2 separate regions of the Homo sapiens genome follow, and region 2 is linked to region 1. The links are chromatin contacts, found by Hi-C or POLR2A ChIA-PET in ENCODE. All regions are on one chromosome and are shown on one strand. The core of a region is the stretch at or near the end of the contact, and the rest is flanking DNA. Distances in the headings are between cores, read along the strand shown. Region 1 holds the start of SLC17A3 (solute carrier family 17 member 3). Region 2 holds the start of LINC02980 (long intergenic non-protein coding RNA 2980).

Region 1 (3,407 bases), core at 423-2,922:
GTATATTTTATACATATATATATATTTATATATATAATGAATGCTTTTCAGGCATGAAAACCCTGAAACATGAGTCAGACTTCACTTCCCACTGATTTCCTTTGCAATGATGTGACCTCTTCTGCAAAGCATGGGTACTCTTGCTAAGATGACATCCTTCATACCCAGCCCTGCATCTGCATTGCCACTGCCTCTATTCATCAGTATCATCTCCAGTCTCCACAGACAGGTCAACGTCCCCTGATTCCATACCGATCTTCCCATTTGTCTCCTGACTTTTGAAAATATTAATACTTTTTAAAGCTATCTAAGGTTTCACATGACAGTCTACCACCTGCACACAGCTTGTACCAACACCCTATCTCTAAGTGAACCAGGATGTCACATCTTCTCCTGCCAGCAGGTGTGGTCTACCCACCTCACCATGACAGACACCTACTGCCATGGTAACCTCAAAACATTTCACTGACTTAAAAAGCTGGATTCAAGCTCTGCTGACCCTTCCCACACCCTGGGGCTATAACTAGAGGAAAGAGAAGTAATCTAGAGGGAAATCCCAAGGCACCCACAGGTGAGCCAAGAACAGGCTCAAGTAGCACAACATAGAAAATGCACTCTCATTATCTTCTCTTAAATGTGCCCTTCCAATCAGTCTTATAGCCTGTCTACACCTTGGCTTTACTCAAGTAAATCCCTTTTGTTTTAACAGCTCTCTTTATTTTCCACTAAAAAGCTATGCTGGTTATCTGGGTCAGAAACTATATATTGCACTCTGAGAAGTTTCTGGTCCAAAGCAGTGTTCATAGAGAACCACATTGAGGATCAGCTTTCAGTAGAGATGGTTAGTTTAAAGGCAGGGAGTGTTCTAACAGCATCTTCCCACACATCTGTGAAGTTGCAGCTGCCACAAAAAGTTGTACCTTCTCCATTCTGGCCTTGAGGACTCCCTGATTCCCTCCTTCCCACTGCCCTCAGCCCACCTACCATCTTCTGCTGACTCTGGTGACTGTCCCATTGCCTCATCTCTCCATTTCCTCTTCTATCCCTAGCCATTTTAGTTTGGTTAAATTTCACACCAACTCACTGGATCTTGATGCAGCATTTCTCCAGATGCTTTCTTGGACCAGAGCCACCCTAGCCATTGGTATAATAGAAATAATTATTATTGCCACTCTTATAAATTACTGCACCAGCCAGTCTACATCAATCCCAGATGGAGATATTACTGACCCTCTTCCTCCAGGTCACCCAGTTGGTAAATGAAAGAGATGATATTTGTTCAGAAGCCAGTTTGACCTGCAAAATTTTGCTTTTAAACACCTCGCAAGAGTGCCTATTTCTTGGAATTATCTTCCATAGCTGCTACTGTCTCCACTAGCTAGTTTCAAAGCATATGGATGATCAGATACAAAGCTTCAGCTTCCTGCCACTTCTCCCTCACTTTTGTCAGTCTTGTTAATATGGATTTTTACATTTTTCATTTTTATTTTTATCATATGAGGAAACTTGGGGTTGGGGAGTATATAAAAATTGTCCATTGCTATACAGAAAAGAGTTTTGGAGGTCTTCATCTCAATACCAAGAGAAGTGACTTACCGACTTAATGTCTGTGGAAGGGCTTCAAGTTGAACCCAGCGTTTCCTCCAAGCTTACTCCCTTGGACTTTTTGGAGCAGAGAGATGAGGATTCTTTGCCACCCTAGGGCTTAAGTTGCTAATCATTAATAAAAGTCATCAAACTACAAAGTTGACTCAGAAGGGCTTCTTGCCAAATAGGCTTTGAAGAAGCATTCGGAAATCCAGCCCAATCCCCTCTGCAGTTCTTTCTGCTTTTTGGCTGATGTAAGCTTCTCCACCTTCCCCTTGTGAGTGTCTCCTCAGGACCTCATAGGTGTCCTCTGGTTCAGACACTTGCATATAGCTATTTTGCTTTGCTTTGTGGTGTCTTCAATGTCTTTAGTCTTTTTTGAAAAGGTTAAAAAGAGATAAATTATAATTAAAGAGTTCAGTATTTTTGTGTTTTTTACTTTGCTATTTTTGATTTTCCCCCTTAATTGAAATTTTGTTAATTTTTTTCTTCTTTGAAATATGTGAATTGTAATATTATGGGTAAACTTGAACTTCATTCACTCTGTTGCTTTCTCTTTCCCTGGGTCCTTGTCCTTTTCTCAGCAAACCAAACCAAACCAAACCAAACAAGCCTGGCATAAATATAATATGATTTCTCCATTTTTTTCTATTCTTACTATTTATATGAGTATTCACAAACTATATGTAATAATGCTTTGTATTATTTCTAAATTTGCACACATGCTATCATGTAGCATTTATGGGCCATTCTGTAACCACTTTGGAAAATAAGTGGCATAAATTTGGCATACCTACATGTGCACAGTGAAGGCCAAACTCTTTCAGTTTCTTGTGGTTAACTCTTGCGCTAACACCCAGGAAGTCAAAAGCACTGTCACTGCTTTCCAAGAATGTGTATAGTTCTGCTTGTCCTTGTCTCATAGATGAGGCAAAGCCTTCAGACTCCTAGCTTTCTGTAGTTTATTTCCAGCTCTCTGAATGCCTTGGGTTCATAATCCAGACTCCTTTCTTTATATGAGCATTAGAGTCAGCCATGGAAATTTACACCTTGTTCTGTGCTTTAATGGCTTTCCTGGCCTTAGCTCATACTCATCACTTTGACTTTAAATCCCTTCTTACTTTATGGCCCTGAGGAGATCTCCTTTAGATTCTAAGTTTGACTCTTTATACCTATTTGAACTGTATTGTGAGAGGAGAGTGAGTAAACTACCTCTCAACACCCTGGCTGAGAAGTGGGAGCCTGGCAGTATATATCACAGATCAAGAATTCAGAAGGAGGAACCCGGGTCCTGGGGAGTCAGAGCTACCATTTACTGCGCATTTATTACATGTCATCCTCACAATGCTTTCAGGTAAGTTTTATTATATTCTTTATAACATAAAAGAAAAAAAACAGATTTCTTCCATCTGCACTTTAAGAATTTAAGTATGGAAAATTTAAGCCCGTTATCGTGTGGGGGTAGTGTCAATTTCACCTTTCTAGGTAAAAGATTTTTCCCTGAGTCATTTCTGAAGGACTCTGGACCCTGGGATAAATAATGATCAACTTTGGGATTCACATATCACAGGAAATGTTTCTGACCCTGAATTATCCAAGTCAGAAAACGTTACTTGGTTTTGCAATTTAATGTTTAACTTTATTTAAAGTGCTCCTGAGTTCTTTACATGCTACTTGGTTTGACTTGGTAGAAATAGACCCAAATTGTCTCTGTGTAGAAAGAATAACAATTCAGCTTTTCTTCACCTCTATGATTAAACACTTGAATATGAATTGAGATATTTCCTTGACTTAGGTTGTAATATCCATCTCTTTTAAAA
Region 2 (3,407 bases), core at 254-2,753, 120 kb after region 1:
ACTCCTGAGCACTTGCTTTAATGTGTTGGACACTGGGTCCATTAAAGATTGTATGTGAAATTATAAAAGAAACGTTTTCACCTTTCTGTGGTACAGCTATAATTTCTGGTTTCATTTACCAACTGGGTGAAAGTGGACCAGTGACACCATTTGTCTGGGCCTTCCTTTCCTGAAATATAATATTGGGGCAATAGTCCCTGGTTCTTGTAAGGTGTTCAGGCACAAAACGCTAGGCATGTAACATACTAAATGAGGTTTTCCCAGTTAATTTATATGATTGCAAAGGACGTTCATATACACGGTCTGCTAAAGAATTCTGGGGCCAATTAATCTCTGTGGCATGATGGGTAAGTCGATCCCTTCTCTGGGCGTCTATTACTTCAGAAAAGGCATGAACTCAATTTTAGGGACCACACAAAAAAATTTATTCACTATCGTGTAGGACTTGGTCATTAGAGAGCTTTTGTTTCTTTTTTTTAAAATTTTTTTTAATTTTTATTTTCGTGTATGTGAATTTAATGGAGAGCTTTTAAATAACCAGATATTTAAATAACCAGATAATACAGATGCCCGGCCTGCTCCAGACAAATTAGAAAAGTATGTAGGTGAGGAGGGACCAGCCAGAAGGCGGTTTCAGCTCTGGAGTGACACTGAACGTACTTCTCTTCCAGGGATGTCACGAGGTGTCAATTTCTCTGGCCTTACCCAGGTCCATGCCCGCCCCCAGGGGCCCCAAGAATGACTTCAGCACCCCACCCCCACCTCCCTCTCCAGATGTGGGTCCTGGGAGCGTTCAAGGCCCGTCAGTCACTCGAGCCACCCCTTGGCGGCTGGACCAAATCTTGGGCTGCCGCCTGGATCTGCAGCTGGAAAGCGCCGTGACCACCGGTGTCCCCAGCTGGAGCAGGGCGGGCTGCACGACTCGCGAGGACGCCCTGAACCGCGGCTTCCTCTTTCATAGCCGCAGGACTCGTGGTCAGAAGGCCGACTCCAAGCCTCAGCGGATCCACGAAATGGCCTCTTTGAGGCTGTGGTGAAATTTAAGATACCCTTTCCCTGCCATTGTTACTGACGTACTTCAGCAAACAGGTTAAAGTTCTGAAAGGACGTGGTCACGACTTTATATTTCTTACAGATTTGTGTCTCATGTTTTGTGCGTAAAAACCATTCGTCCTCATTTGAGATTCTCATATCCGTAATTCAGTTATACATAAAACTGAATTCAGTTATATCATAAAATGTTCCCATGCGGGGAATGATTCGTTGGGGTCTCAGCCTGAGGCCAGACGCAGCAGAGAGATCGGGAGTTGGGGGATGGCGGGCGGGGAGCGGAGAGGAGGCCGCCCGCCGCCAGACTCAGGGTCCAGCAGAGCAGCAAATGCTCCCCGGCTCCCAGCCAGGGCGCAGCTGCTGGCCTGGGGCCGCCCCTCACGCCGCAGGAGCCCCGCCCGCAGCGCCGGCCCTGCCCCTGGCCTGTGAGGGCGCCAGCGCCCCCTACAGCTTGCAGTCGCCCTGCGCGCCTCCCCGCGAGGCTTGTTTTCTAGCGCCTCTGGTGGGCCGCCTCCCGCAGGCCTGGTGTGAGCCTGGGGTCCGTTCTCACAGCTGGATCTGGGGTCTGAATGCCGCGCCCTCTGGAGAGCCACAGATGGGTCTCCGCTGATGCTTCTCTCAATTTCCTCTAAGAGCGAGAGCTCCGGGAAAGGAGCCGATCCTGGTGGAAGACTACAGGTCTGAGTCCACTGGACGAAAAACGAGGTGCGTTAAGAGACCGCGGGAGTGGGGAAATGGGGAAGTGAGGGTGGGGACTGGGCAATGGGGGCGGGACGAGAGGTCTGGGGCTGGCGGGGACAGGGCTTAAGAGAGAGCCACCCCTCCTAGCCTTGAAGCTGTACCGAGCTTCCCTGTGATATTTTAAAATGCAAAAGTACAAAAATTGAAGTAATGGAACTATGCGTACGCACCTCCTAGATTTTTAAAGGTTAACGTGTGACTGTGTTTACTTCAGATGTTCCTGAAATAAATGAAAATGACCAGTTAAAATGAAGGAAGAACGCGCTTGCGTCCCTCCTAGAGGTCAAACACTCTTCTGAGGATAGGTTGTATGCTCTCAGCGCCTCTTTTTATTAAAAGTATTAAGAAGTACTTTTCCAAATATTAGATGTAGTGTGTCATATCATTTAAACGATTTTTTTTGTTTAAAATAGTCTTTTAAAAATAATCTTTTTATTTTTAGATTTTTTTGAGACAGAGTCTCGCTGTGTTGCTCAGGCTGGAGTGCAGTGGCGCCATCTCCCCTCACTGCAACCTCTGCCTCCCAGGTTCAAGTGATTCTCCTGCCTCAGACTCCCAAGTAGCTGGGATTAAAAGCGTGAGCCACCACACCCTACCAATTTTTGTATTTTAGTAGAGATGGGGTTTCACTATGTTGTCCAGGCTGGTCTCGAAATCATGACCTCCACTAATCCACCTACCTCGGCCTCCCAGAGTGCTGAGATTACAGGCATAAGCCACCGTGCCTGGCCACTTTAATCATTTTTGTTTTTGCATCTAGTCTAAGAAATTCTGCACTAAAATTCTGCACTATTTTCTTCTAAAATTTTAAAACATTTTCTATCTGTGTCTTTGTTAGATGTAGAAACTTTTGTGTATGATATGGGGTATAGCTATAATTTTATTTTTATTCCATATGAAAGCCAGTTTCTCAGCCCAGGTAATTGAATAGACCATCCTTTCTCCACCAACTCTTAAGGCTACTTCTGCTCTATTGTGTTCATAGTAGTTTCTAGGCTTTCTGTTTTGTTGTACTGATTTCTTCACCTATTTTTGCATCAAGGCTCTCCTCTTGGGGAAATAAAACAATCCTGCCAACCAAAGACCCCTCTGGATCCTCAAACACGCCATCAGCATGGAAGGCCGCTATGGCATAGCGAGAGATAAATAGGATTCAGGCAGTGCTGTCCTTACATCGCAATCATTCAGGTAGTTAGCAGGAGCATCAATCAGTACAGATATCCAGAGCTGATGGTCTTATTTGTATGAATGCCCAGTGCATATGGGATTGGAGGGGAGGGCTTGGAGTGGGATGAGGGGCTAGTGGGATCCAGAAAGGGGCTAGTCTTCAGGTCTTCCCTGGAGAGTATGTAATCTCTTATAACTAAGTGTTGATTTTTGTTTTGTTTGTACCTTCTTTAGATATTGAAGTATTCGCTAAGGCTTAACATGTAATATATTTAAATCTTCATATGAATACGTTTATCTGATAGATTTTGGTGAGACATAAACTATGAAACAAACAGAAAGATGGAACATGAGAAAGGGTCAAGGGTGGCCTTGGTTAGGGATGGCAGCTTTTACAACTATGAGCTAAGATAAAATTTAGAAGGTTTTCTTTTTATTTTAATTAATCA

Evidence for each region. Hi-C counts contacts between places; a loop is a spot of excess contacts on that map. ChIA-PET counts read pairs that join two places held with the same protein, here RNA polymerase II (POLR2A). Pooled maps may share reads with other maps.
Region 2: a loop to region 1 is called in a pooled map, with 2.0 times the contacts of the local background. The contact joins the promoter of LINC02980 here to the promoter of SLC17A3 in region 1. A Hi-C loop is called at or near these places in 4 of 168 maps with a recorded cell type or tissue (CD4-positive, alpha-beta T cell, CD4-positive, alpha-beta memory T cell, CD8-positive, alpha-beta T cell and 1 more), 3 of 37 single-sample maps with no recorded cell type and 10 of 50 pooled maps. POLR2A ChIA-PET finds 5 or more read pairs at or near these places in 3 of 52 experiments (CD4-positive, alpha-beta T cell, OCI-LY7 and naive thymus-derived CD4-positive, alpha-beta T cell).

Annotation. Positions count from the first base shown.
Region 1 is chr6:25,872,571-25,875,977 of GRCh38, forward strand. SLC17A3 (solute carrier family 17 member 3) reads right to left here and starts at 1,673. Exons shown (of 13, transcript NM_001098486.2): 1 at 1,597-1,673.
Region 2 is chr6:25,991,164-25,994,570 of GRCh38, forward strand. LINC02980 (long intergenic non-protein coding RNA 2980) reads left to right here and starts at 1,504. Exons shown (of 3, transcript NR_186645.1): 1 at 1,504-1,755. TRIM38 (tripartite motif containing 38) reads left to right here. Exons shown (of 8, transcript NM_006355.5): 8 at 1-68. RefSeq lists a silencer at 1,313-1,622 and an enhancer at 1,613-1,822.